Regions from separate parts of the Mus musculus genome. Here region 2 is linked to region 1. A link is a loop called in an ENCODE intact Hi-C map of the cell type or tissue named here. Cell type or tissue: heart. All regions are shown on one strand. Each heading gives the region's core, and the rest is flanking DNA. Links, peaks and the distances in the headings are about the cores only. Region 1 overlaps Atp6ap1l (ATPase, H+ transporting, lysosomal accessory protein 1-like). Region 2 overlaps Hapln1 (hyaluronan and proteoglycan link protein 1).

What was found. Peaks named below come from ENCODE experiments on the same cell type or tissue, not always from the same donor. Only the 100,000 strongest peaks of a DNase experiment are listed, where the experiment ranks them.
Region 2: it touches region 1 in a loop (10-fold over the local background); 12 of 42 quality-filtered maps call a loop at or near these places.

What each region holds. Positions count from the first base shown.
Region 1 is chr13:90,878,442-90,894,119 of GRCm38, forward strand. Atp6ap1l (ATPase, H+ transporting, lysosomal accessory protein 1-like) reads right to left here. Exons shown (of 7, transcript NM_001145879.1): 5 at 12,529-12,579; 6 at 8,113-8,353; 7 at 5,008-5,412. The coding sequence ends at 5,110. Among named protein-coding and RNA genes, the nearest start is that of Atp6ap1l, 19 kb to the right of the region's middle. In heart, for the core only: a CTCF peak has its summit at 8,476 (motif pointing left); a DNase peak (open chromatin) is centred at 7,810; H3K4me3 peaks cover 790 bases; H3K27ac peaks cover 4,310 bases.
Region 2 is chr13:89,541,886-89,557,563 of GRCm38, forward strand. The region is part of intron 1 of Hapln1 (hyaluronan and proteoglycan link protein 1); the gene reads left to right. Among named protein-coding and RNA genes, the nearest start is that of Hapln1, 9.1 kb to the left of the region's middle. In heart, for the core only: CTCF peaks have their summits at 6,489 (motif pointing right) and 9,802 (motif pointing left); no DNase peak of the experiment used is centred there; H3K27ac peaks cover 271 bases.

The DNA.
Region 1 (15,678 bases), core at 4,938-12,937:
GAATATATAGTGTTCTTTCCTATTGTTTCTGATAAGTTTTAGGTTAAAGTCTGCTTTGTCAGATATTATAAAAAGGATAAACTAGCTTGCTTTTTGCATACATTTGCTTGGAATATCTTTTCCCAGCATTTACTTTAGAAGTATAGTCTATTCTTAGGAATTAAAGTGTGTTTCTTGAATGCAGCAAATGGATCTATCCTGTTTTCCCAACCATTTTGTTAGTCTGTGTTCTTTCACTGGGGAATTGAGAACACAGATGCTAAGAATTATCAATGGACAGTGTTTGTTGATTCCTGACGTTTTGTTGCTGAGCTGGGGAGGTGGCATTCCCCTTTCTTTTGATTTTCTGGCCTAGATTTTTTTTTCTTTTTCTTTTTTTTTTATTACGTATTTTCCTCAATTACATTTCCAATGCTATCCCAAAAGTCCCCCACACCCCCCCCCCCACTCCCCTACCCACCCACTCCCACTTTTTGGCCTTGGCGTTCCCCTGTACTGGGGCATATAAAGTTTGCCTGACCAATGGGCCTCTCTTTCCATTGATGGCTGACTAGGCCATCTTTTGATACATATGCAGCTAGAGACACGAGCTCCAGGGTACTGGTTAGTTCATAATGTTGTTCCACCGATAGGGTTGCAGATCTCTTTAGCTCCTTGGATACTTTCTCTAGCTCCTCCATTGGGGGCCCTGTGATTTTATTTCTTATGTTTTCTTGGATATGGTTAACCTGTTCAGGTTGAAATTTTTCTTTTAGAGCCTTGTGTAGAGCTGGATTTGGAGGTAGATATTGTTTAAATCTGGTTTTATCATGGAATGTCTTTTTTTCTTCATTAATTGTGATTCAAAGTTTTGCTAGGTCCAGTAGTCTGGGCTGGCACTTACGGTCTCTGCATCAAATCTATCCAGGTCCTTCTGCTTTTAGAGTCTCCACTGGGAAACTGGGTGTTATTTTAATTGTTCTGCCTTCATATTGTTACTTGCTCTATTTCTCCTGTAGTTTTGTTGTTGTTGTTGTTGTTGTTTTGTTTGTTTGCAGATTTATTTATTTATTTTTAACAATTTTTATTAGATATTTTCTTCATTTACAATTCAAATGCTATCCCAAAAGTCCCTTATACCCTCCCCAATCCTGCTCTTCCACCCACCCACTCCCGCTTCCTGGCCCTGGTATTCCCCTGTATTTGGGGCATATAATCTTTGCAAGACTAAGAAACTCAGAGTCATCTATTGGATGGAACACATGGCCCCCCAATGGAGGAGCTAAAGAAAGTACCCAAGGAGCTGAAGGGATCTGCAACCCTATAGGAGGAACAGCAATATGAACTAACCAGTACCCCCGAGCTCATGTCTCTAGCTGCATATGTAGCAGAAGATGGCCTAATCGGAGGAGAGGCCCTTGGTCTCCTGTAGTTTTTAATAGTCTTTATCTGTTCTCTATGTTAAGGTTTGATTATTTATCTTCTGATCTAATCTAGTTGGAGTTTTGCACCAAATAGTCTACATGTTTCTTGTGCCTTTAGGACATAGGGATAATTTCCATAAGGAAATTTTCTTCTATGATTTTGTTGACTATATTTTCTGTGCCTTTTTTGACTTTTGTGTCTTCTCCTTCCTCCATTCTTATTATTCTTAGATTTTGTCTTTACATAATGTCCCAGATTTCCTGAATATTTTTTATCCATAGTTATTTGTGGGGGTTGTTGTTTTGGTTTTTGTTTCATTGGATTTATGTAGCAGGAATGGTGAGGCCTCCTCCAGGTAAACACTGAGGGCCCACACAGCTGCAAAAGCATCTCCTGCAGGAGGACCTAATTGAGGACTGCCTGAGAGAGCTAGGATTGCTGGTGCAGGCAATGCCATCCAATCAGGAACTGCTGTTTAGAAGAGATGCTTTCTTGGGACCAATGGGGAAGGGGAGGAGGTTACTAAAGGACTCTGCAGCAGTGTTCAGAGAGCATTTCTCACCTGCTCTCAGTCTGTGCCATTGACTCTGCTCTACCTCACCTCCAACTCCCAAAAGCAGGCTGGTAGGGTCAGGCGGAGAGTAGTCTAGGGCACAGGCAACAGATTTTTTTTCTTTCTTTTTTTTAGATTTAAAATTATCTCTGACTAAGGTACTCATTTATCTATCTTTTTTTCAATACCTGAAATTCTCTCTTTAATTTCTTGTATTCTGTTAGTAAGGCTTGCCTCTGAAGTCCCTGTTTGAGTTCCTGAATTTTCATTTCCAGATCTCCTTCAGTTTGGGTTTTCTTTATTGATTCTATTTCTGCTTTCAGATCTTGAACTGTTTTGTTTATTTCCTTCCACTGTTGTGTTTTCATAGATTTCTTTAAAGGGTTTATTCTTTTTCATTTAAGGACCTCTATCATGTTTAGTAACTATTTCAAGGTCCTTGCTTGTGCTACATTTATGTTGCATTTCTCAGCGTCTACTGTGGTAGAATTGCTGGACTCTACTGGTGACTTGTTATCCTGCCTATTATTGATTGTGTTTTTCACTAGTGTCTATGCATCTGGGTTTGGAATGATTGTAATTCTAGGTGCTGGTATCTGGACTTATCTTTTTTGAGTGGGTAGGATTATTTTCTCTTGGTTTGTTGTCCTTTTTGATATTTAGAAAGGTATAGTGGCTGTGTGTTGTCTGGTGCATAATTCTTTTGGGACCCTGATAGGTGTGGTCACTGTAGGAAGGGGTTTCCCAATAAAATGTGTTTCAAGGTATTGAGAGCTGACACTTAGGAAGGGGAATGGGCTAGAGTCAGAGGCAGGGATGCTGTTGAAGTTCACAGGAGAGAAAAAAAAAAGATTGTTCCACCAGGATCTGTTGGGAAACGGGGCAGAGAGTGAAGAGAGATTGCAATAGCTAGTCTGCGACAGAGCTGGGGATGGCACTAGGGAATTGGATTTGGAGGAGAGGAGGGAGAGGGAAGATTTGAAGCCCATCTATCTGCTTCTCTGGCAAGCTTGGCTGCTGAGCTCCCAGAGAAAAGTTGCTAGAGTTGGAGGCTGGGGTGATGGGATGAGTCGGGGGAAGAACAATTGGAGGAGAAGAGATGGGGGCCTAAAGGCCGTACCAGGTGGTCGGCTACAGAGCTAGGAGTGAGACTAGGGCATTGGACTTGGAGCAAAGGAGGGAGAGGTGATGATATGCAGGCAGTCTACCTGCCTCTCTCTTAATTTAAAATCTCTAGCTCACCTTTTCCTGCATATAGAGTAAGTTTGCCAATACGTAGGGTGATGGTACACCCCAGTTTCCCTGGCACTGTTCATGTCATCTATCATGGAACTTTAATGACATTTCTTTTCACTCTCAAAAGCATCCTAATTAGAGCAGTAATCTGCCTAGTTTTCATATACTTATAACCTATTTAAAAGCTTTCATATCACCAGTGAATAATCAAGGCCACAACAGTGAAAATCCAGCTGTCACTGCTGAACTGTTTGGTCTGAGTTCCCCATTTTTACTATTAACAGAAATTCTGTTGGTTTCAAGCAATCTAGAGCAGAGATAGATCATCTTGGGTTTCCTTTTTTTTTTTTTTTCCTAAGCGTCTCTTTTCTGCAGTCCTCTCTGTTGAATCAGTTACATGAACAGGGAATCTTAGCTCCAGACTACCAAGTCTACTCCAAATATCCAAACAAAAGGAGCTTCATATGAAGTATTTTCATCTTTCACACTTTGACAAGGTTAGGACCCCAACTTTCACTCAGCAAGTAATGACACAGCCAAAAGAAATGCTCAGCTGACTGTTGCATCAGAAATGTCAGGGCTCATTACCCACTGCTTGTTACCTAAGGTGGACAACAGTCCTGTCACCAGAGCCTCCTGTAGTCCTTTCCTTTGTGTGCATTCTGAGTTTGGTGGAAGAGTGTTCTTAGTAAGCCTCAGTCATGCCCAGACTCAGGAGAGGGAGATACAATGCCCTTCTTAACCTTGCCAGCTCTGTCACAAGGAAAGTTCACTGCAGCTTTGGAGAGATGGAGAATGAGCCAATCTTCAGATCTTCTAAGACCTGAAAAGGAGGATCCATGAGGAAGAATGTGGTAGTAAGAACACATGTGGTGGCTCCAGAATTTCTACTAAGAAAGGGGTTAGGACACACTCTAGCTGGATGGGAATTAGAGGGCTTGTCCCACAAGGTGGGTTGTACAGCATGCACACTCTTCATCAGAGGTTCACATGATAGTCTACAAAAGTCTGCCACACACAAGTGAGGCCAACCTGGGCCCACAGCCAGATGGCAAGAACATGACTATCACCCCTACCACACAGCATGGGCTGTGCTACTTCTGAATGACAAAGGCCTTGTCCTGAAAGCTTTCCAGAGAGAGCACTCGGAAAGAGAGAAATAGAAAACTACTTTTTAAGATGATGTTCAACATAATTTCTGGGGGAAAAGTGTAAATTGTGTTCCAAAGACTTAAAGATCTGAACTTTTCCCGTCAACTTTCTCTCCCCTTCTCTGGTTCTTATGTCAAGGTTTCTATGATGAGGAGGGAAATGTTTATTTGCTTTATGACTATAAATCAGTATCAGTGTTCATCCCTGAAAAAAGTCAGGGCAGCAACTCAGACAGAACCAGAGTCTACAGGCAGGAGTTGACACAGAGGCCATGGAAGGGTGCTGCCTGTTGGCTTGCTCCTCATGACTTGCTCAGCCTACATTCTTATAGAACCCGGGATCACCAACCCAGGATGCACCACACCACTCACCATGGGCTGGGTTCTCCTCATCAATCACCAATTATAAAAATGTTCTACATTCTTGCCTACAGCTCAGTTGAGGTTCCCTCCTCTTAATGACTATAGCTTGGGTCAAGCTGACATAAAACTAGCCAGGACATTCCCTTTCTTCATCTTTTTCTTCACTATGTCCAGGCACTTTTGGGGAACAGTGGTACTTACCTCTGTGGGATCCCTTGAGATACTTTTTCACTGCCCTAGACCTACCTAGCAAAGTCAACAAATGCTAAAAAACCAACTCGTTGCCAAGATTTTTCCTTTTCTCTTTTTTTAATCAAACAATTCACAAGTCAGACATCACAAAAGAGAACAGAGTCTTTCGGAGATGGCTTGGCCTCGGTGAGGGGACAGAAACTCGTGCTGTTAAATGTAGATTTTGCAGATCTGTTGGTTCCTTAGCTCATAGCATTCGGCTCCCTGGCTGCCCAGAAGTTCCTTCTCCTCTCCTGTGTCCAACGCTCTCAGAGACGGGAAGTGGTCAGGAGAGGTGATAAACTCATAATGACGGTCCAGATAGCGCAGGTAGATGAGCATATGCAACGCATAGGCCAGCACCAGCAACAGAATCAGAGACATGGCCAGACCGATCAGAATAGCCGGTGAGAAGGAAGAGCTGCAGTCTCGGGCCTGAGCAAACTGTGCCCCCTTGATGGAGAAGCCTTGGATCTGTGCACACAAAGAAAAGAAGAAACCCATGCATTCCCTCCAAGTGTCAATTCACATTGTGTTAGTGGTTCTGGGACCCAATTCACCAAATTTTACATGCTGTGGTTAGTTTTCATTACCAACTTTCCATAACTGGAACCACCTAAGAAGAGAATGTCAGAGAAGGACTATATCAGATTCTCTGTGGGCATGTCTAGGGGCAAGGGAACATCTTGATTATGCAAATATAATGTGTGAAGATCGAGCCCACTGCAGGTGGCACCATCCCTAGGCTCACATCCCAGACTGTATAAACACCAAGTAAGTGAGCTGAGGTCTAGGTATGCATGCAGCTATGCTCTCGACTATGGATGTAGCTGTTTGCTTCAAGTTTGTGCTGCCTTGACTTACTGTACTGATGGGCTGGAACCTAGAATTGTGAGTCAAATAAAGTGTTTCTCCCTTAAATAATCTTTACATCAGGATACTGTAGCAAGAAAATGAGAAAAGGAGCTAGGACACATTTCACACCCTATTGTAGGATAGTTGGAGTACGTAATCTGATAAATATGATTCTGCTTACTCAGACAATGAAGTTTTGTCTGTTTTGAGAGCTCACAGTATAGCACAGGCTGGCCTCAAACTCACTGTCTTTCCCCTGCTTCAGATCCATGTGTGCTGGAATCATAGACAGGAGCCATCATCCCTGGCTGGAAACTTGATTTGCAAAGAAAACTGACCAACCATTCTGGGATGGATCAGCTGTGACAACTAAAACTGAAACGAAACTTCTTTTAATCTGATTTTTAGAACTATTTGAATTCATATAAAATAGCATGTCTGCTATGTCTCTAACTCCAAGGAAGCTCTGGGTTTGGTAAGTATGGTGTGTGATGTCATTGACAGGGAGTGGTTGGAAAGCATCTCTCAGGGAGGACATGAGTCCTGGCGTGGTAAAAACCCAAACTGAGGCACACACTGAAGGCTTTTTATATACCAGATACTGCTGACCCAACAGAGTCTTCATAGCAGCCCATGGGCAAGTGACTATTTTACTGTAGCTTAAAGAAGAGCCTGGGGCTCGGGAAAGTTCTGTAACTCACCTGGAGTCACACAGCAGAAAGCGTGTGGTAATAAAATTTACACATGAAAAACCTGGTTTCATACACATGTGGCTTCATACGACTCCACAGCTTTTGGTATTGTCTATCTCTTTCCTTGTCACTACCATAGAAGGCTGTATGTGGGTCATATGCAAATACCATGCCATTGTATATAAGGGGCTTGAGAATTCGTGGCTTTGGTAACCATGGAAGGAATTAGGGTCTGCAACCACTCTCTTGGGCCTACCAAGGGACAAATGTTTATTCTACAAGAAATGCCAGCAAACCTGCAGAGTGGACAGCACTCTCCTGCGGACATTCCTCTCCCCTGGCCTGAGCTTGCATCCATGCTTCTGTTTACATTCTTGGTGCTTCCACAAAGCTAGCATGCCATTCACTGTGAGGAAGGCAGTTTCACGCGTGCAGGTTACACAATCCTGAGGAGGGATGTGCGTCTTACAGCAAGTTCTCTGGGGCCTCGGGGGGGGGGGGGCCCTGTGAATACGTACTGGGGTGCTCCTCCCTTCTGCTGCTGCTCCAAAGCCTCAAAGCCTTGCTCAGCCAGCACAGAAGTCAAATCCTGTGAGTCTGCGAACCAGTCGTCCCTGGTGGCTGCAAAGTCCTCCTCTGACCTCTCTTCCTTTCCTTCATTCGAAACCCCCATCCCTGGTCTTTGAGCAAGTGTTTGTTTTATTATTTCGGCTACAAAATGTACATAACATAAAATGGGCCGTCTTAACCACTAGCACATGCTGGTATAAGTGCCACTGTCATTCCATGCCTGGAATGGTCCTGAGTATTGCACACATACGAAGTCACCTACTTTCTACATGGATGAAGACAGGACATATATGGACAAGGTGAAGTAACCTAGCCATGTGGTAGAGGAGCGATTTTAAACTCCTATCTGCCTGACTCCAAAATGCGTGTTATTCCCATCTTCCCTTGGCCTTTCATCAACGCTATGCCTCCTCCAAGCTGAGAGAAATAGACATGAATCTATACACCCATGTAAATAAAGAACAAGCGGGAACATGCATGCCCTTATAAGGGATGTGCAATGCCATGCATGCTGCTTCAGTGAGTAAGACAGGCCGCAGGTAAACAAGATTAGAGGGACTTGAGAGAATGTCTCTCAGCTGGGACGCTGACTGCAAAGGCGCCTGTCATGCTCACATGTGTTTCTCCCAGGTTTTCAAGCTCTCTGGGCTATTTTTGATGGCTGACGATTCCATTCCCAGGCTAACTGTCAACACTGTCTTTCCCACTTCAGATGTACTTCTAATCTGCCCTGATAAGATCGCTGTTTACTCCCAGAAGGGCTCTCCTCACAGAGCTCTGGGCCCAGGAAATGTCAGTCACCGGGCTTCAGCCACAGCTGCACTAGGGTTTAGATAAGTACCTGGGAAGTGGGTAAACAGGAAAGTAAACGCGAGCCCTGGAGGGCTCAGGCAGAAGAAACTCTCCACCCTGCTCCATCTCACACCTCAGAAGATCCAGAATAAACCAACACTACCTTAAAGGTACTGCACGGACACTCTTCCTTAAGCGTCCTGTTTTGGGTTACTTCAACTGAGTTTCTTTGGCACCAAGTAAAGAGTGCGTTTTAGTTTATTACCTGGAAATCAATAAACGTGACCTCCCACAGGCTTGTCACATCATCTGAGCTGCTAAGCAACAGTAGGGCATCATTCCGCCGCAGGCTGCTGACCCGTTGGCAGCGGTAGGAGTAAGTTGACAGAGCATATATACCGGTTGCGTTAAAAGTTGCTTGCACCGAATTGTTGAAGATTATCTCGACGCGGTGTAAACTAAACCAACTCTGGCTGGCCAGCTTGTTGTAATTGGTTAGGGTGAACCTGAAAAGGATCGAACATTAAGTGTTAGCTGGAGCGTTTTTTTTTTTTTTTTTTTTTTTTTTTTAACTGTCTCAAGCCGGGCGTCATCCGTGAACAGTACAATGGCGCCCTCTTTTGTCAGGCTGTGGAATTGGGAAGAGGCTTTTCCGGAGCCAAACCAGAGCCAGGTTGGTAAGAAGGCACATGATTGGGAACAAGAAAAAGAATAATACAAAAATCCTCCAGGGACGAAGTGGGAGGGCGCTTTTTTATTTTCTTTTCTAAGAATCAAATTGTATGTATATTATTGCATGTTATGTTCATTATCAAATTTAATTAAAACTTAGGTGTATATTAACACAGAATTAGTCATAAAATAATAGCAATAGGTTTCTTACATTATCCCAGTGTCATATATGAGGAATTGAGTCTAGGGGGACAAAACCACTTGCCTAGTTTCTCTCCTATGTTGTGTTTAAACTGCCTGTCAGATTCAACCTGAGACCATCACCCTCACCACTAACGATTAACGTGGAACATTCTCTAGTCATGAAAAAGTATAGTGTATTCATGATAATTTTATTTTAAAAGATGAGACATTACATAGAAAATTTCAAGACTGACAGACTTAGAACATTGGTAGTAATTGGAAATACTGGTTGAATTATCAATTATTTTCTTGTTCTTATAGCTCAATATTTCTGATCTTTCTGTTCTCGTGGATTCTCCTTATTCTATTTGTGTTCATGGAGAGTCCTGGGAGCTGAGGTAGAAAGAACACTTCTGAACAATCTAATTCTAGGTAGAGGCTAGGGTGTTGATACTCTCCATGACACGGATGGGATGCAGTCAGCCCAGTCTGTTAGGGTGAGGGGTCTGGGCTCACTAGAGATTCACCATGACCAAAAATATACTTTGATAACCAGAGTCTTTTCATTTAAGGACTGACACCCAGGGTGGGGCCAGGACTGCACCTGAGAGCCATCCCAAGATGCAGCCCCTAGTCATGTCAGGCCAAGGCTTACAAAGTCAAAACCCACCAGACTACATGCATCTGTCTGTGTAGGCAGGCTCTAATTTTAAAATATATGTCTTACAGTTGCCCTAGTCATCTTTTTCAGCAGAGTAAGCAAGTTTGATTATGAAAGCGGGAAGAGCAGCTAGTTTTATGGCCCACCGTCTTTCTAGAACAGCAAATTTTACAAGCTCAGTCAATTTAGGAATAGTCTTCAATGTCTGGAGAAAGGGGAGGGGACTGCTAGGGTACAGCTTGTGCAAGTTACAAGGGACTTATGTGCTAGAAGCATTTTTTTTTTTTTTTTGCTTTTTGGTCTTCTAAGCATAGTAAGTATAAACTTTACAGTTGGGGTTTCTAACGCTATGATAAGAAACACCATGAATCAACTTGGGGAGGTAACTTCCCGGATAACCACACAGCACTGAGGTAAATCAAGGCAGGAACTCTAGCAAGTTGGGAACCTGGTGACAGGAACTGATGCAGAGGCCGTGGAAGTATGCTGTTTACTAGCTTGCTCCCCATGGCTTGCTCAGCCTGCTTCCTTGTAGAACCCAGGACCACCAGCCCAGTGATGGCTGGGCCCTCCCACATCAATCACTAAGGAGCCTTGCCCACAGACCACCCTTAAGGAGAGTGCCTTTTCTCATTTGTGGTTCCCTCTGCTCAATTATGTCTAGCTTTGTGTCATGTTAACAAAAAAACAACCATAGCACAGCCCTCTTTGGTCAGAAAGGCTTTTAAGGAGAGAGGATAGGCAGATGAAAGTTGGGCAAGGGACTCAAATGGTAAGACATAGAGGGATTATGGATATAAATGTCACATACCTTTATCCTACCTGAAGAGGAGGAGGAGAAGGAAAAGGAGGGGAGGAGGGGGGAGAAGAAGAGGGAGAGGAAGAGAGGGAGGAGGATGGGGAGGAGGAGCAGGGGAAAAGGGGAAAGAAGAGGAGGGAAAGGAGGGGGAAGAGGAGGAGTAAATGAGGGGGAAGAGGGGGCAGAAGGGGAGGGGGAAGAGGAAGAGGGGAGGAGGGAGAGATGGAAAAAGAGGAGGAGGGGGAGCAGAGGAGGGAAAAGAGGAGAATTTACAAGGGTATTTTCTAGTTGGGGAACAGTGCCATTACAAATCAAAGGTGCTTCATGTTTCTAAATCAAATGCGCACATCTGTTCGGTTACTGTCTTAGTCAGGGTTTCTATTCCTGAACAAACATCATGACCAAGAAACAAGTTGGGGAGGAAAGGGTTTATTCAGCTTACACTTCCATACTGCTATTCATCACCAAAGGAAGTCAGGACTGGAACTCAAGCAGGTCAGGAAGCAGGAGCTGATGCAGAGGCCATGGAGGGATGTTCCTTACTGGCTTGCTTCCCCTGGCTTGCTCAGCCTGCTCTCTTATAGAACCCAAGACTGCCAGCCTAGGGATGGTGGGTCCCAGCTGTGATAACTCCAGCTGTGTCAAGTTGACACAAAACTAGCCAGTACAGTTACCTAGTGGATTCTGTTTCCTCATGAAGATTCTTTGAAGGGCTGAGCATGTAGCTTAATGTTAGAGTGCTTATCTAGCAAGCACAAGGCCTCAGGTTAATTACCAACAATCAGGAGAATATTTCTCTGAAGGATGGTAGTGTGCATGTTCTAGTTTATGCTCTGTGAAGCACTAGCATCCTATGGTATGGGGGCAGTTGTCCTGAGGGACAAAGCTGTTCGTGGTCAAACCCAGATACACTGAATTAGTTATAAGAAGGCAGTTTTCCTTAAAAACTTATCTTTTGGGGTGTTTGAATAAATAGTTATGCTGTGAGTTTTTGAGAGAAAGGTGGGGTGTGTAGTCACTCTCAAACAAGCCTGAATACAGAAACTTTTATTGGAGACTCATAAGTATTTCTACATGGCCAATGCGTACCACAGAACAGAGCTCCGGAGAGGAGAGAGTGCCTGCCTTAGCATCCCCTGATGAACACACATGTGCTCATCTCATTAAAAAGTTCATCCTGTAAGAAGGGAAGTCCTGGTCTGTGTGCGCATGTGCATGTGTGCGCATTCGTGTGAGACCTGAAAACAACCTCAGGTACTGTTCATCGGGAGCTGCCCACCTCTTTTCATTTTTATTTTTTTATTATTTTTTAAGACAGAGCTCTCATTGTCCTATATGGCCAGTGACACCCACAGGCCTACCTGTCCCCACTTTCCCAGTACTGGGGTTATAAGCAACCGCCATACCCAGCTATTTTTAACAAAGGTTTAACATGGGAACTCAGGTCCTTCTGCCTACATTGAGTGCACTGGGGGGGGGGGGGGGCGGCGGAAATTATGCCCTCAAATGTCTTGATCACCAACTGCTGGAAAATACAGATTTTTTTTTATTCAAAAAAAATATTGAAACAGGGTCTTACTGTGTAGCATTGGTTTGTCTGTAATTCATTGTTTACCAGGCTGGCCTCAAGCTGACAATATCTGCCTGCGTGCTAGGATTAGAGGGACGTGCTACCCAGCACATGATGAACAGTTTTTGCTTTTGAGTTTGTTGCTTACTGGCTACCAAGATAAACCACTATCTGTAGATGCAGCTTTCATAAACAGTGAAAAACGGAGGCCTTTACTGACTGTCTTACTGGGGCATTCGGACAGCAAAGATCTCTTCATGGTAGTCCAATAGTGCGAGTCTCATAAGAAGCTACAATGAATCACCTTAAAACAGAGCCTGAAGCCTACTGGGCCCTTCTGCATTACTCTTTGTTCTGGGGAAAGGACCAGATTCCCAGGTTCATGTCCTCTTAAACCCCTCACTGGAGAACATGAGGAGTACAAGTGTTTAGGTGGTAGTTTAAAAAGAAATCAATAGTGATGGTGATGATGGAGGTGGTGGTGGTGATGGTGGTGATGTGATAATGGTGATGATGGTGATGATGGCGATGATGGTGATGATGATAATAAAAACTTTCCTACAGACTCCCTTTCCTGCTGATTTCTGAGAGCCCTGAGACACGTTTGGACTTTGTGTGTAGTAAGCATTCCTACAGGATCTCATCAGACACGGCCACTGACCTCTCAGTGTGCTTAGACATGGAATCTAATGTGTTCCAGGATGAGCACAGGCCTGGCCCTTGACACTCACAGGAGAGTGAGTAAATTAAACAGAGAATACTATATCTGGCATGCTAAAACTATAATGCTACCTACCGTATGTCAATATCCTTGGGATCTTCATCATCACCAAACTTTAAAGACAACCTAAGAAAATGGAAACAATAGCGTTCATCAAAACAGGAATGGCTCAGAGGGCAAGATGGCTCAGCTGGTGGGATCACCTGCCTCCAAGCCCGATGACCTGTGATCTGGTGGAAGGAGGAAACTGACTCCTGGAAGTTCTCCTCTTACCTCCACACAGGCACTATGTCATGAGCACACACACACACCTACATGTGAGTAGGCACAAGAGCACACCTGTACACACACACACACACACACATACACAGAGAAAGAGAGACAGAGACAGAGAGACAGAGAGATATCAAATAAATAACTGTAATCAAAACTTTATTATTAGGAATAATTGACTCCTCACAGACACTCAAAAAAAAAAAAAAAAAAACTTCAGAACAGGTCATGGAACTCAATGTGACACCTAAAACCAAAATTTATATCAGAAACCTAGAATATGTATACAGCCTTGGATAGGTAATGCAGGAGCCATAAAACATGATGATAAACTGGATTTTTATTACAATAAATAAGTTTTACTTCTCAAATGAACCCATTAAGAAAATAAAAAGATAAAAAACAAGTAAAATATACAAAAGTGAAGAAAAGAGAAAAAGAAAGAAATCAAACCAGAGCTCTGACTGGTGGTGCATGCGTGTGACACCAGCACTGAGAGCCAAAGGACAGAGTCACAAATCAAGGCTCAAAAGTACCTGTCACCGCCCCCAACACCAGGGGTCTCATGCCTCTGGTCTCTGAGGGCATTTACTCTTGTGTACACAAAGAGAGAGAGAGAGACAGAGACAGAGATAGACAGAGACAGAGAATCAAAAATAATAAAATTTAAAATATGCTCAGCATCATTAGGCATTAGTTAACCATAAAATAAAAACAAATTCACACACCATAGAACAGCAAACAGAATGATTACAGTGTCTTACAAAGGTAGCTCACAACTTTGGGACCCATATTTGTGCACATGTTTCTGAAAGTAAATACTAGCTTCCCTGAGTCAAAAACAGATTAACCTTTCCCTCGGGAGCCACAGCATCAGGTCTCTTGGCGCAGTCCACCCCCTGGGTAGCATGATGACAGTCAGACCTCATTTCACCCTTACTGGGATCTGGGGTTTGTAGTGGAAGTCAGGAGTCCAGAGTTCATGTGGAGAGTTGGTGGCTTTTTCCTCTCCTCCTGAATATGACAGAAAAGTGTCTGGTCCCTTAGTGTTGGCAGATTCTCCTTGGGAAGAGAGAGAGACGACCCTGGGCTGCTATCCAGGAGGTAAGTGGAAGAATTTTAATCAACCTCTGGACAGAAGCAGCTGGCTTGCCATGAAGGACATGAATGGCTGTGCATCTAGATCGTGTCTCATAAATGTCTCCAGCAGGAGGATGTGTCCCTTTGGCTCTCCAGCTCTTTGTGGTGCAGACACATTGCCCTAAGGATGTAACTGTCTTACCCACTCCAAAGCTTATCCTTTAGCCCAAGGCCTGTGAATTTTTTTCAGAAAGTATTAACCACAGAAAAACTTTCAGAAGGACTTTCTTCTCAGTTTCACACTGATGAAGACACGAAGCAAGTGGGAAAGGCAGAATGGGTTGGTGGTGCTCGCCCACTCAGAAAGTAGAGGTGAAAGGATCAGGTGTTCAAGGCCAGCCTCAACTACAGAGCAAATCTGAAGCCAACTTTAAATATAAGAGACCCTGTCTCAAAATCAGGGGCTCTCTTTTTTTAAAGTTTGGAGCCAGGCACGATGTTGCACTTCTATAATACCATCACTGGGGAAACTGAGGCAGCAGTATTGCCATGAGCTAAGGCCATATGTAGTACATTCAAAGCTAGCCTTGCTACAGTGTGTTGTTGGGCATTGGACTATACAAAGACAGTCTGGTCTCCAGTCCAGCTGAGATGTTGAACCCCGGGGACCGGTGGTGATAATTCACCTACATGGCACGATAGGTGTTCCCTCATGCTCCTGGAACTCTGGTTCCTGTAGAAGTTACCCCCCCCCAAGCCCCCATAAGAGAAGCATGGCTAGTAGTCACATAGGCAATGTCCCAAGCTTCTGACCTTCAAGCTAAACTCCTCCCCAGTTACCTAGCAACAGAAAAGATAGCAGCATACTTTAAAAGGGGCTGTTTGGCTCTCCTCGCTCTCTCACTCCTCTCTCCTCTTTGTCTTCTCCTCTCCTCTCTCTTCCTCTCTCTCCCTCTTATTCTCTAGCCTTTCTTCTTCTTCTTCTTCTTCTTCTTCTTCTTCTTCTTCTTCTTCTTCTTCTTCTTCTTCTTCTTCTTCTTCTTCTTCTTCTTCTTCTTCTTTCTCTCTCTCTCTCTCTCTCTCTCTCCTTTCCTCCTTCTTTCCTCTTGGCCATGCTGGCCTCTCTCTTTTCTATCTTCTCTCTTTCCCCCTGCCTTTCTATAATAAAGCTCTAAAACCATAGACAGTCTCTGTTCATCTGCACTTACTTTCGCCTGTGTGGAAACTTCTCTCCCTCAGCCCTCTCTCCCATAACTCCGGGGCACAGGGTGTTGCCCTGGGCCAGAGACTGCCCCTTGTCCACCCCCTGTCGAGTGGGTCAGAGGCTTAGATGCCCACCTGGGACCAAGTGGAAAGCGTCTGGCAGCCCTCCCGCCTGCTCAGAGCATAGGAGGAACTCTGGATGGGCACTGGCTATCCTCCCTCTCCCCCCTTCCCTATCCCTTATAGTCCCCAAAGTGTATGACCCAAAAGTTTTTTAAATTAAAATTTAGCAGTTTCATAGACTGTTAATTATGCCTATATGATATGGTTTGGCCTTTCTACTCCTACATGGAAAAATAATGACAAAAAATACATTCTGCCACAATGACTTGTGCAAGAATGTTCATAACTATCTTAAAAGTTACATAAATGAGAGCAGCAAAGTTCTATCATCAATGGGTCAACAGATAATTAAGTTGCCATATAGCCATACATTGGAATATTACTTGGCAATGAAAAAGAGCATTGCACTGATCATAGAAGATTGCCTAAGTCATTATATTAAGTGAAAGAAGCCACACTTTAAAAAAAGAGCATACTATATGACTATACTTAAATAAACAGTGGTTCCCTCAGGAGGTGGGAGTGACCCAGATGATAGATTACAAT
Region 2 (15,678 bases), core at 3,207-11,206, 1.3 Mb before region 1:
TTAATTTCCTAGTAAATGTAATATTTATTCATTCCAAATGTACTTTCTGGTAACCATTTCTATTTGATTATTTCAGTATGCTAAGTTTTGAGTAATGTTATACACATTTTAATGATATAAAGTAGAACTATTATCTAATGAAAATATATCATCAGGGATTTATTTATTTATTTGAATGAGAGTATTTTCATTTTATTTAATGAAACAGAATGTTTGTCAAAGGACTCTTGACTAGTAAGTTTATGTTTATATATTCATATATGAGTATATGTGAATAGCCTCTTAAGTTATGAAATTAGTTTAGTTCTTTTTTCCTTTGAGTGACTTCTTTAATAAACTCTAAATTGTTTTAAAATAGAAAAAATAAATAAAAAGTAAATTTTCTGAAGGCTAATTGAAGGGTCATGCCAACAATCTTAAAAGACCAGTGGTCCATGGGAGGAACGCACCCAGAGGCCAGTATTCCAAACAGGAGTGCCCGCCCAGTGGGCCCTGGCTTTCTGTGAGAGGGAGAACATGGTGTTCTTATGAAGTGAGCCATTTACTTCCAACAAGGCTCTGTCTCTGAGAGGAATGACTGACACTAATTTAGAAGTGCTGAAGAAACCTTCACGGAGAAGAATCGATTCATTATGTCTCTGGTGGTTTCAGTTCGTTTTCCTTCCTTTGGGAGCAAGAAACACATCCAGTATAAATACATTCAGAGTATACAGAAAAATATCTTATGGTGGATAGGGTTCTGAACAGTCCTCTCTTTTAGACTTTTTGGTGTGGAGTACTGGTATTTCCTAAAGACATTGGACTGTCTTCATCTTCGTAAAGATGAACACAGATCATATTCAGGAGAGGGATCCCTTCAGAAAATACCAGTATTCATTTCCTTTTATCCCAGACATATATTTTTCCAGATTACAGTTTGAAGATTAATGGTATCCCACCAATTAAAATTCCAGTAGCAACCAAGGGCAAATTTGGAAACAATTTTTTTTTTACATCACAACCTTCTGTTGCTTCCAATTAATTTCTAAACTACCTACAGTCATTACTACTAACCACATCACTTAGTCTATGTCATTTAAATTTACTTACTCTGTCATTCAAAAGGTAACAAAATGTTAAAGGAAGTAAGAGACAAAAAAAAAAAAACAACAGAATATGACTATGCTAGAGATTTTAATCAATATTGTCTGAGCAGGATTAGAGGAAACAGCTGATTAAACAAATATTAGATGTAGCGAGGGCACGATGGTATAAATTAATATCACAGCTCTTCATTTACTGTATGAATGGAAGAGTCTGTAAGTTAGGGTGAAGCATGGTCCCTTATCGCCACCTAGTGGACTTATACAGAAGGCTTTCTTACCAGCCTCTATAAATTCACTGGTTTGGGGGTCAATTACATAAAAATTGACTAGTTTGTTTGGTTGATACATTTTACCCTTAACTAAGTGACAGACTGGGGAGTGGATACTAAGAATAGAAATCAAAACAAGGTTAATTTGTATGTAGATTAAAAGTCAAGGTCTGTCTGAGCAGTTTAGTGAATTACCAGTGGAATTCCTAGTGGAAATGTAATTGAGGTTACATTTCAAATCACTTTACTCTCCATTGCTTATTAGCTGTCAGCTCTTTGCCTTATAGAGGAGATAGTTTAATTACACAACTCACATCTAATGTAAAGATATATCATTATACAGTTCAAGGGAAGGTAGAAAGATAATTGTCCTAAATTAGTTTCTCAAATAGAAACAAATTTTTGTATATTTTCTTGTTACTAAGTCTGTCTAGATAGGGAACTGCTGGTCTAAAGGGTAACAGAGACACCAGTGCATTTTACTGAATAATCTTTATGTTTTTAAATAAATTGACAAGAATATCCAATATAGTTTTAGGTATAAGATATATTTTATGAGATTCTCTTAAACACTAATAATTACTATAACAACATTATGAACTAACCAGTACCCCAGAGCTTTTGTCTCTAGCTGCATATGTATCAAAAGATGGCCTAGTCGGCCATCAATGGAAAGAGAAGCCCATTGGTCAGGCAAACTTTATATGCCCCAGTACAGGGGAACGCCAGGGCCAAAAAATGGGAATGGGTGGGTAGGGGAGTGGGGGGGAAGGTGTGGGGGACTTTTGGGATAGCATTGGAAATGTAATTGAGGAAAATACGTAATTAAAAAAAAAAAGAAGAAGAACAAGTTGATCCATCCTTATCGGTCACATGAAATTTTTTCCCAACATCAGTTTTTTATTACATCTTTTCTTTATTTACATTTCAAATTTTATCCCCTTTCCTCATTTCCCCTCCAACCCCCCCCCATATCCCATCCCCATTTCCTCTGTCCACTAACCCACACACTCCTGCTTCCTGCCCTGGCATTTTCCTACACTGGGGCACAGAGCCAAGGGCCTCTCCTCTCATTGATGTCCCACAAGGCTCTCCTCTGCTACATATGTGTCTGGAGCCTTACATATGTTACATATGTGTCTGGAGCCTTGAGTTCCTCCATGTGTACTCTTTCGTTGGTGGTTTAGTTCCTGGGAGATATGGGGATGCTGGTTGGTTCATATTGTTGTTTCTCCTATGGGGCTGCAAACCCCTTCAACTCCTTAGGTCCTTTCTCTAGCTCCTCCATTGGGGACCCTGTGCTCAGTCCATTGGATGGCTGTGAGCATCCACTTCTGTAATTATCAGACACTAGCAGAGCCTCTCAGGAGATAGCTACATCAGGCTTCAGTCAGCAATCACGTGTTGGCATCCACAATAGTGTCTTGGTTTGATGGTTGTATATGGGATGGATCCCCAGGTGGGACAGTCACTGGATGGCCTTTCCTTCAGTCTCTGCTCCACACTTTGTTTCCATATTGCTTCCCTTGAGTATTTTCTTCCCTCTTCTAAGAAGGAGTGAAGCACCCACACTTTTGTCTTCCTTCTTAAGTTTCATGTGGTCTGTGAAATGTATCTTGGCTATTCCGAACTTCTAGGCTAATATCCACTTATCAGTGAGTGCATACCATGTGTGTTCTCTTGTGATTGGGTTACCTCACTCAGGATGATGATTTCTAGATCCATCCATTTGCCAAAGAACTTCATGAATTCATCATTTTTAATTACTGGGTAGTACTCCATTGTGTAAATGTACCACATTTTCTGTATCCATTCCTCTGCTGAATGACATCTGGGTTCTTTCCAGCTTCTGACTATTATAAATAAGGCTGCTATGAATGTAGTGGAGCATGTGTCCTTATTACATGTTAGAGCATCTTCTGGATATATGCCCAGAAGTGGTATAGCTGGATCCTCAGGTAGTACTATGTCCAGTTTTCTGAGGAAGTGCCATACTGATTTCCAAAGTGGTTGTACCAGCTTGCAATCCCACCAGCAATGGAGGAGTGTTCCTTTTTCTCCACATCCTTGCCAGCATCTGCTGTCACCTGAATTTTTCCCCTGTACACATGGGTCACATGAAATTTTAAAACAGAGACTTTGCTTTTGTGAGGTTCATATGATAGAAAAAAAAATCTTCCTCAACAAGTGTGTTTGCATGCAAAAACACGGTTTGACAGAGGCAGTAGGCTATCATTGGAGGTCCATTCTGGGTACTCCTAAGTCAAAACACCTTTTCTCTAAGAATTATTATGAATTATTACTCACATAGGTTCTGTGCAAGATATACAACCTAATGGTAGATGGAAATTAATAAAGATGAGTTGTAAATTCCAATTGAAAAGTATAGTGCCTCATTAGAAAAAAAAATAATCTGATGAATGTGTCCCGTGCTGAGCAGCGAAGATGCACTAGACAAGTTAGTCAGGCCTGCCTTCACGAAATAAGAACCCTCCTGTTCAGGAGTTCCGGGTTTGGGTTTCCTGTTTTTCCTTGTTTGGCCCTGGGACCCACACAGTGACAAAAACTACCCACTCACTAAGTCCTCTTTCATGAATGTCACCAAATTGTAGTCTAAGTTTAACAGCGATGAATGGAGAACCAGGGCCCTCGCTCATGTAAATCGAGATGTCTTTCCTTAGTCTTGCCAGCAATGGGTCATTTTCCATAAGACAAAAATAATATCAATACTTTACATGGCCACCATTCGATAGAGAATAAATCTTCTCTTTACTCTGTGAGTGCTGGGAAGAGACGGTCTGAAAGTCTGCTACCCTGAGTGTAGTAGACGTTCCCTCAGGAATTACAAAGCAGTTACAGTTCTGAAGTCTACTGGTGACTTCAGGGTGCTGGGCAGACACAATCCTATGAGGGAATTTGGAGCAACTCTCTGAAGTGGTGTGATGGGGCTGGAGCTGGCTTGTGTGTTCAAAATTCTGGATGATGTCTTGACGCACTCGAGGGGATCGAGAAGGTGAATTTTGGAATTAAGATTCCTAGCAATGGTTCCCAAAGAAAGCCAAGCTTTTGGTTTTTTGGTTTTGTTTTGGCTTATTTTGGTTTGGTTTTAGGTGTTTTGTTTGTTTGTTTGTTTGCTTTTAATGCCAAATGATACCGCACCTCTTTTAAGATCTGTTCGTTTGCTTGCTTGCTTGTTTGCATGCTTGCTTGCTTTTGTCTCTCTATGACACTGAAAATTAAACTCTGGCTCTTACTCATGCTAGGCAAGCACATTGCTACACTAAGAGGCTCTTTGTAAAACAAAACAAACGGCCATAAAATAAAAATAAATTAGAAAAAGACTGGACTCTGTTCCATCAGGATAACAAAATATTCCCTTCTACCTGCTAGTTCTAAAGTTCCTGGAAACTCCAATTAAATTGAATCATTTCTACAGTCTTATATATATATGTGTATATGAAGTATACATGTATATGAAGACTCAGTCTTCATATTACATACATGACTCTTTCTTGTTCTTGTTTTGAGGGTCACCTCTTTCAAGCATCCATCTTTTCATTCAGAAAACTTTACTGAGTACTAGCTATATCAGGCATTGTAGCAGCATCATATACCATAACTCTGTCTCATACTTTACATGAGGAAAATCCATCATAAAAATAATTAGAATGTTGAAATTGATGGTACTGGGCCTAAAGCATTACAGAATCCTGAAGTATATTTTGAATAATAGAAACAAGCCCAAAAGATCTAGACACCTACTTCTGATAGAGTCAATTTTGAAGCTGTATCTTTAAAAGTTGTTTCCATTTTAATTAGCAGAGGTGATGAGGACTGTGGCACTTGGTAGTGTGGGCACAGTTACATCTCAGAAAATAGTCATGATACCCTGCACCCCAGCAGGCCTGGGTTTCTGACAGTATGTTGTTCAGACTAACAGAAAAAAAGCAAACTTGCATCTGCGCACCCGGGCTGCCTTCTAGTTTACAACTAAAATCAAACTGAGCAAGGAAGATTTAGTGCTTATGGTTTGCACCAGGCATGTCTCATGCTAGGTGCTACACAGTAATTAGTGCAAGGCATTCTCAAATAAGTGGAGAAGGCAGGTGACATATATCATGAATCACAACTGCAACCTACCAAAGAAGTGGGACTTGCCTTCCCCTGTCTCTATGTCTCCTTCATTGCACTTATCCAAACTTTGCAGCCCCTTGTAAACTACCCGAAACTGAGATCAATGCTCTCCGCACTCCCACTCCCCGGGTATCAGTTGTTTATCTAGTTGACTGACTTCTTCGCCACATCTAAGAATGAATGAGTTCTACTCATGCATCTACAGTTCAAGCCCTTTATCTCTTAAAGTAAATGTTTTGCTTTAAGTGAAAGAATTTAAAGCATCTGGAGGCATCTCTTGCTTGCCCTGAAGGGGATAATTTCAGAGTCTTCAATCTCTGAGTTGTCACTGTTCCTTGTGAGAGTTCCCTCAAGGCCTGTTTGTAAGACCTCAAAGAACTCTGCCTCCTGGTGACCACTGGATGCCTTGAGTTGAGCCAGATCAGCTCTTCCAGCAAGTTGAGGCAGAGATGTCTCCACTTCTACCCCCAAGGCATCCAAAACCCTTGGTGCTGGGAATCCCTGCTCACTTTGTCATTACCCTTTCAGTTCTTTACCCTTCAAAGCAGAGCTTTGATTGTGACCCAGTGACAGAGGGAGTACTCAGATATTTGTGTGCTGTAGGTCCAGCTGTAGTGAGTAGAGATGGTAGTAAATATAGTAGATTCAAGGTTTAGTATATAATAAACTCCACAGAGTCAGGAAGCTGGAACATAAGAGATAGAATGCAAAGCAGCCATCATGTTGAAAATTTGGTTCACAGCCAAAAATGATCAGATCTGCCAAGTTTTAGTATTAGGTACAATTGATTTAGAAAATGTGTCACACTGATATATTTGAATGTGAAAATACATTTTCTAAATAAATAAATAAATATCACAGTAAAACTCTGCCTTGCCTTTACAAAATTAGGCTTGATTAACATAAGATATATATTTTATTATGTATCTTGAATTAATTTAAATTCATTTTGAAAAGTTTATGTGTATGATTTTTGCCTGCATGCAGGTCTGCATATTTCTGCAGTGCCTGCAGCAGCCAGAAGATGGCATCAGAGCTTCTGCACTAGAGGTTACAGATTTTTTTTTTTTAATACTTGTTAGAGCATGTCACAGTAGTTTGGCGTTCCTCTAAGACGCTGTTCTGAGCCAGCACTCTTTAGAACCTAGAGGAGCAAACTCACTGACCTTTCTTACCCACCTATCTGGGCCATACAATACCTGACTCTGAGTAGCACCCACTGGAGGGCTCAACAGGGACAATGCCCAACCTTCAGTATCCAGTCCTCTCTTGATCTTCTTTTCCATCACTGCCAAATTCATAAATTCTCCTCAGATTCAAATAATTATTATAGCAGTCAATTCCATTTTTGAATGAATTTTAAAAATAAATGAGCTTAACTTTCAATAAATATCTAAATAATTTCAACAAATCTCTAAATCAAAAAACAACAACAACAAACACAACAGGGAGTGGGGCTGGGGATGGGAATAGAAGGTTGGTGTCAGAGCACTTTCCTGGCAGTTGGGAGGCCCTGGATAAGATCTAACACTACCATCAAAAACAAAAACAATAAAAGAACAAGGAAGATAGCAAACAAATAAAAAACAGTACTGAAAGTAAGGAATCAGTTCAGAGTTCTTTGCCCTAAAAGGTGCAGGAGAGGGTGTAGGAGAGGGTACAGAAGAGGATGCAGTAGAACATGCAGGAGAGGATACAGTAGAGGGTGCAGGAGAGGGTACAGAAGAGGATGCAGTAGAAGATGCAGGAGAGGATACAGTAGAGGGAGCACTACAAGGTACAGTAGAGGGTACAGTGGGGAGTGCAGTAGGGGTGCAGTGGCGGGTTCACTAGAGGGAGCACTGACAGGGTTAGGGAGAGAATTCTAGGAGGATGAGAGCATTCAAGAAAAAATGACCATAGGAGGAGACAATAAAAAATTCTTGGTGAAAATAGTGAGTGGAATTTAGGAAATGCCTCTGGGGACAGGCAAACTGAATCAATATGTATGTCACTGGCAGAAGTCAGGCTGGAAATGGAGATTTTGAACCTTTAGCATTAAACTGCTAATTTTTTTTAAGTCATTTAGAGGAAAGATGGAGAGCACGTTCAGGATGCAAGGGAAAGCTAAATCCCGGGGGGGGGGGGGGGGAACGACTGGTAGAGAGACTTCTGCCATGTAGACTGTGTCATGCTTGTTTGGATTCTGAGGTTTGAACCCACGGCCTCACAAATGTGAGGAAAGCCTCCTGCTGCTCATCCACGACCTGGGCTGCATGTATCCTTTTAGCTTTGGCTTCTCTCTTATCCACTGTAAATGTTCCTCCAGTTGAGGAATTGTTGACATTCCTTCTATGCTCCCCCCAACAGTTACCTAGCAACAGCCAGGTAGGCCTGGCTTGCTATAAAAGGGACTGTTTGGCCTCTCTGACTCTTTCTGACTCTCTGTCCCTTCTCTCCCCTGCCCTCCATTCCCCTTTCTCTCTCCTCTCCCCCCGCCCCCCAGCCCTCCACATTTTCCTGGCCATTCTTTCCCTCCCCATCCCTCCATCTCTCTCTCTCTCTCTCTCTCTCTCTCTCTCTCTCTCTCTCTCTCTCTCTCTCTCACACACACACACACACACACACACACTGTCCTTCTCTGTCCCCTCTCTTTTTCTGCCTCTACTGCCTTAACTCCCCTTCCCATTTTCCGTGTCCCCAAATAACCTCTATTCTATACTAGAGTACTATACACTATATACTATGCTAGTATAGCTTGTACCTCAGGTAGAGGGATACCTCAGCATAGACCGGCTGAGGTACCCCCTCCCACCAAACCATAGCTAGCCCTGTTTTTATAAAAATACACCAGTAACAGCATCGTTCCATCATTCCCTGCATCTCGCAGTCCCCATCAACCCTCTGCACAGACAAGATGCCAGACATTTTTGCTGAATTAAATGAAATTAAAGTGGCATTTCCAAGCCTTGATGCTCTAATGACAGATTGTCATAATGATAACTCTGAATAAGACCTCAAAATGCCTGCATCGTAGCTATTTATTCAATTTCATCCAACTTTAAATATACGTTGTTGCATTCTGTTGTTTAAAAATCAGCAATCCATGTGTGGCACAGATGGTAATTCACCAGAGTATTTGATTTACCATACCCACAGTGTTTACTTTGACGTATGTATAAATTGCCCACAGGACGGAGTGTAGGTCAAGGACACTCAGCAGCCCATTCACTAGTTCCTGGATTCTCAAGACTTCTGTTTTAAGTCAAATTTAGAGTCCATATGCTTAATTTCTCTTGTCTTCTCAACAAATTATATTTCTTTCTAATTCTTCACCCAATGAATTACCAGATATACGACCATGAATAATTGAACAATTTTAATGTAAGCATGTCTGAAAATTGTATGGAACAAAAATATCTTGTGCATCCGAGATTCAAGTTTAACTGAATGTTCTGCTCTCTCCCCCTCCCCTGTGTGTGCGTGTGTGCGTGTGTGTGTGTGCATGTGTGTGTGCATGTGTGTGTGTGTGTGCGTGTGTGTGTGTGTGTGCGTGTGTGCGTGTGTGTGTGTGCATGTGTGCATGTGTATGTGTGTGTGCATGTGTGTGTGTGTGTGTGCATGTGTGTGTGTGTGTGCATGTGTGTGTGTGTGTGCATGTGTGTGTGTGTGCATGTGTGTGTGTGTGCATGTGTGTGTGCATGTGTGTGTGTGTGCGTGTGTGTGTGTGTGTGCATGTGTGTGTGTGTGCATGTGTGTGTGCATGTGTGTGTGCATGTGTGTGTGTATGTGTGTGTGTGTGCATGTGTGTGTGTGTGTGTGTGTGTGTCTATTTCTGTGAATAAAAACATTGTATATGCTAAGCTAATGCTTAGATCACCCACCCTCCAGAACTAAACTTAGTTTTTACTAATGAGAATATTATATTGAAATTAAGTAAACAAACAGGCATGGTAGCCTCTGCTTGTTATCCTTGGTCTTAGGACAGCTAAGGCAGGAAGACCGTGAGTTCGAGGTAAGCCTGGACTACATAACAACACACTTTCTCAAACAAACAAATACTTGATTCAAATAAAATTGTCAAATTGTAACACATTAAGACATAAATTTACAGAAAACATTTAGTGTGTATTAACTAGTGTTCACATTTCCAGTTTTTGCAAGTCAGAAATAATTATGTGACCAGAATGACCATAAGAAGATGATACATTCATAAAAATATAAAAGGTACAAGAAGTATAAACCCAAATGTTCTAACAGGCAGATCTAGAAGAGCATTTGTCCCTTGTTTTTTCTTTTTCGTTTGTTTGTTTTCCTGTTTTGCTGCCACCCTGTGGTTCTTGTAGGAATTGCCCAGTACAACAAATGGTTAATAGCTTGCTTGATCAATACTGCCTCATCTGTGACTAGTAAGTTTCACTTTTCCCCCAAATGCCATGAACTACAGTACCAGGAAAGCACCAAGAACATAACTCAAATACTTTTTGAGTTTTTTTAAGATACTCATTTTATCATTTTAATTTGAATTTATAGAAAATAGATGAATTTATAGAGAATAGATGAATTTATAGAGAATAGATGAATTTATAGAGAATAGATGAATTTGCTTTAATTTTCAGGCTAGCTGACTGTTAACACAGATTTACTTAAGTTTTGTGAACTCAATAATCTCAGAATTGATCTCCTTACTTCATTTTTTTAGCCAGTCCTCATTCATTTCCTAAATCAAGATAGCAACACCTTTGAAACAAAAAGAGATATAAACAAAAAATGTCCCAGAGGGCATTTTATTAATATATAAGTTTAAAATGATCATAGTTTCAGCCACTTAGGCAAGAATATTCAGAGTTCTTAACTACTGGTTCAGAGTGACTGAAGCTGACATTCAGACTTCGAAGACCCTCAGCTCATTCCCTCCTCCCACTTCCTTCCTTCTGCGTTGTTAATCATGCTAACCAGCATTCTTTGCATCCTTAGCCTATTGCCGGCAAAGGGATCTGCCAGACAAATTATTTTTCATCATGGTTTGCCATCCTTTTCCTTAAAACTACGCCAATAAAGTGGTAATTCATACTGAAGAGATTTAAGCTATGTAGCTTCAAGGAATCAGGTTTCCAAATGACGCTGTGATGCAGACTGATCATATTTATTTAAAATATACTTTTCACACATGCACACAGACACACACAGACACACAGACACACGACACAGACACACACAGAGACACACAGACACACACAGAGAGACACACACAGACACACACGCACACACACACTTTTTCTTATGGTCAAACTGCAAATGTCCAAGCCTCTATCTGATTCATGCTGAAAACAGTGTCCACGCAAAGAAGCCCTCACACACCTTCACATCAAAACTAGCACCTGGACTCTACCCTTACATTTTCCCATTAATTATAATAAGACAATTTTGAAGATCCATTTGATCTTAAGAGGATAAGATTGTTGTTTCCTGAGCTGTATAATCTATTTCTTCTAGTCATCTCGGAGAACTTTCTGTTGATTTGACTTCCCTCTCTTGCATCTTCAATGTCTCAGACTTTGCTCATCCCTTCTTATTAGAATTTAATCGTGCTTGAATTTTTGTTTGACAATACAAAAAAAGGAAGGGGGATCTCCCTTCTTCCCACTGCCATTCTTTTGACAGAAAGGCCACTGGAAAGCAGATAACTAGAGAATCTTGGAAATGCTGACACCTGCCCCCACCAAAGCCCCCACCAAGGCGTAGAGCCCCCTGTCTTTTCTACAGTCTATCTACTAATCAAATTCCTTTCCTATAGAGCCAACATTTTGATCATTTCCTGTTGCTGTAACAAAATTAGAGGCTTGAACTTGAAGAGAAAGAAAATGTATTAATTCAAAGCTATCAGGTTGCAAGATTTCAGTACCAGTTTCTGTCCAGATCTGCTAAGGGTCCTTCCAGTGGATGGACCCAAGAGTATATGGGAAAAAAAAAAAAGGACAATCTGGTGAGACTTCAAGAAGCCAGAGAGGGAGTCAGCAGAACAGCTTGCTGTTTTATCCAACAACTGAGTCTCATAAAGAATTAATTCCACAAGACCAGTATTATTCTTTCCTAAGTGTGGCATCCACTGACTTAATTATTTATGGGCTATCTGTTTTCTAATGGACTCTACTCAGACAGTTTGCCCTCACTCTTCACAGTCTTATGTGTGCATCCATTGACTCCCATAAATTACACCCCTTTCACCTATCTAACCATCTCTGCTAGGAAAACTCAGGCATTTCAAACTCATCAAGTCTAAGGGAACTCTTTCACTTTTTTTCCTCAATTTGAAATCCCCAATCTAGCTCCATTAGTAAACAATACTGTTTTATCTCCACTCAGCTGCTAAGGACAAAAGCTTGGGACTCACCCTGGTGGTGCAGTCCCTCAAGCATCTCCCAGTGTGCACGCCTTTTCTGTCACCACCAGCATAAATTTCACCCTACATCTCGCAGCCTTCTGATTGAATTCCTGAAAACCTTATCCATTGGGATCAGTTTCTCCATTCTTGGTTCTAACTCAGTCTCTCATGTCGCAGTAAGAGCAATCTTTATGAAATGTAAGTATGACGATAGTTTCACACATAAATCTCACCAGCATCTTGTAATGAAAATTGGGAACAAATAATTTATCACACATTGAAAGTTCTGAGGGACCTGGCTGTAGGTTTTTGTCCAAGCCTCATCTATAATCACACACTGCCCCAACAGGAATGTTTAAATGATCAAAAGTCAAACTACCAAAGTAGAATACAGAAATAGACCCTTAGAAGGTCTAAATACTGCAGTTATTAGATGAGAGCTTTATGTGATAAATTTAATAAATTAGGTATCAAAATACAAGATTAAAAAACATAAGTAAGATGACTTGAAAAGTCTAAAGCTGAAAAATAAGTAACAACTAAAGTTACAAATTCAGTCCACAGTTTTAGACATATTAAGGCAATGATTAGAAAACTGGAAAAATAAGTCTGAACAAACATAGCTAGATTTGCTTATATGGAGGAAATCATGAAAGATACAATGGACTGTGGGAGGGGTTAAAACATGAAGCATGTAGACATTGGCTTCTCAAAAGGAAAAAAAAATGGTAGATGGGGCAGGAACAGAAATAATTCTATAAGAAATAATAGGTTATGATTTCCCAAATGTCAGAGACAGTAGAACTACAAAATTTAAATAAGATGATCATCAAGTATTAAGAAATCAGCCCTCAGGCATGGAACACCACAACTCCTGACAAATCGGAAACATCATTAAGTTGTCCCATAGTGAGAGACTCCAGAGAAAATGAGTAGCAAATTATTGCTTAGAAAACAAGCTTTTCTTTACACCTTACTAACGGCCCCAAATCAGCGCATTGATGTGACCTTATCCAGGTATGATTTACCTACCAAACCTGCTTTCTCTCAGTCTTCAAGGTGGAAGGATGCCTAGGAGCCTTGCTCAGGAAGATCCTAGACGGAGACACTTATGGTGGCAGCCTGCTTCTGGCTGTCTGCTTCCAGCTGCTGGGTGGTCTTAGCCATAGCCAGGAAAAATTCTAAATGCATCTTCAGACTCTCACATCTGTTTTAAAAGTGCAATCTAAAGTTATTCTAAATCAAAAATAGAAAATAAACATTGAGAAGCTTATTCTCCTTAAGTTTTTATTTATTAGTACTATTTGTATGCCCATAGATGTGTGTCTGTGGTACTTGTGTGTGTGGGGGGAGGGGGGGTGGAGTTCAGGTACCACGGTGTTTATGCACAGGTCAGACAATTCTATGGAGTTTCTTCTCTCTTTCCACACTTTCCAGGGTTTCAGGCTTGCCCAGAAACTCTTTACCTGATCAGCCATCTCCATGGGCAGAGTTTATTTTTGTATAGGATATCTGACAATGGTTCCTTTAAGTCACTGACAGATAAACATTGGGAACTCAGGCAAAAGCAAATTCATCAAAAAGGTTCCGAGAATTCAACTTTCAGAATGCCTTTCTTGTCCCCTGATTCCACACTTGTCCACTGCTTCCCAAGTGGACTCCCTGCCACTCCATCATCCCCAGAACACCGGGCTCCTGCTGAGAGCTTTTCCTCCAGGCACCCTAGCTGGCATCCAGCTGGAGTGAGTCCCATTTTTATTGGTATTTTATGTCCACTAAATTATTTCAAGCTGTTTTATTCATCTTGTGCTGCAGTCCCCAATGGAAATGCCCTTCTTCATTGATTTATAAAATTCTGATTATGAGGTTGTTTCTTGTCTTATGTCCTTTGGGAGTGCTACACTGAAAGAAGAATAAGATTAGGACAGAAATCAAAGATATTCTGTTTTTCTTCTTTTTTTTATTGTGTGTGTGTGTGTGTGTGTGTGTGTGTGTGTGTGCGTGTGTATTGTGTTATTTGTGTGCACATGTAATCAATCACACTCCATCTTTTGATTTGTTGACACAGTTTCCTACTGAGCCTGAAACTAATAGATATGGCTAGCTCTACAGGCCCATAGCTCCAAGGATACACCTACAGAGAGTGCACCCCTCCCACCCAGTGCTGGGGTTGCAGGCATGTGCTCACATACCACAGATTTGTGTGAGCTCTGGGGAAGCAAATTCAAATTCTCATATTTATATGGCAGGCACTTACCAACTGAGGCATCTCCCTAACCCTGTATACAGTGTACCCATGGTCAGTTCAAAATCATTACAGGACCTTTGACTCCATTCTTTGACATTGGATTTTTTTTTAATCTATATTCTTTAAGTTCTCCAAACTGCAGATATTCTAAGTACGTCTTTTTTATTGATCTTAAACACAGTTCTGTGATCAGTCAGTACATTTTGCATGCTTGAAATATTTTACATTACTCCTTTTTTATGGCCTAGAACATATTGGAAAGATTATGTATTTTGTCAATGTATTCGAGAATGCTCTGTACAAATTAATTATGCAAAGTGACTTGCAGTGCTCACATTTTCTACATATTCACTAATTTTTCTCTGTGTGAATAATCACTTATTGATCAGGAAACAGCTTAAGCCCTACTTACAGTGTTCTGCGTCATGAACTTCTATTGCTAGGACAGCATGCTGTACTGCTGTCCAAGGAACCTATCTCCTTATCATAAGTAAATACCCACTCTCATAGTTTTCCTTCTGAAATCTACTGTTTAATTTTAATGTAATCCCCCTAGCTTCCTGAAAACTGCGGTTAATGTGATACATACTTTCCATCCATTTACCTGTTATTTATTTGTGCCTTTTTAATTTTATATGGGCATATTTCTGAGCCTTTCCTTCAAATTCAATGTGACAGTCTCTGCACTTTTACTAGCAATTTTGGACAATTTACATTTAATGTATGCATTGATAGGGCTGTTTGTGAATCCTCTCTGCTGCTATTCTTTGTGTTCCTTCCTCATTTACCCAGATAACTCCAGTCTTCCTTTGAAATAATCTTAGCACCACTTAAATGTTACATTTCTTTTTATGTATTTTCATATTATTATTGCATATTGTGACTGGTAACATTTGGACTTAGAGCATACAACTCACAGTTAGTTGGCTTCCAGACAATATAATGCTTCTTCATGTACACTGATTGCTTAGCCTGGGTGCGTGTGTCATTGTGAGATTTAGTTTTAAATGCATTATAAATACAGCAATGCCTAGATAATTTGTGGGTATGCATCAATTATTATTTTAAAGATTTGTACAGGATTATAGAATACTTCACACACATAGTTACTATATTTAGTTTCCTCATAACTTCTGTTAGTCCAGGTTGCATTAGTACTATTTCCCTTAGACAATGACCATTTTAAAATACCTATTGAAGTGTCAGCCATTGAGTTGTTGATTTGCATCCCTGACAACATCTTTATATGGTCTTTACTTTGGTTGGGTTATTTATGTGCCTGCCGAAGAATTCCAGATGGACAATTCTTTTCTTTTGCTGGTTTAAAAACAAACAAACAAACAAAAAACAAAAAACAAAAAAAAACAACAAAAAAAAAAACAAAAAAAACAAAAAACCACTCTCCACTTTCATCTTACTTGTTTTGCTTCAGGTAAGAAATCTGCCTTCATCCCTACTGCTTTATAAAGTTATATCAACTCTATTGTTTGCTTCACATTCTCTCTTCAGAGTTCTTTTTTCTTTTGAAAGTTTCAATTATTATGTCCTGTGGCTAAATTTTCTTAGTATTTGAGATTT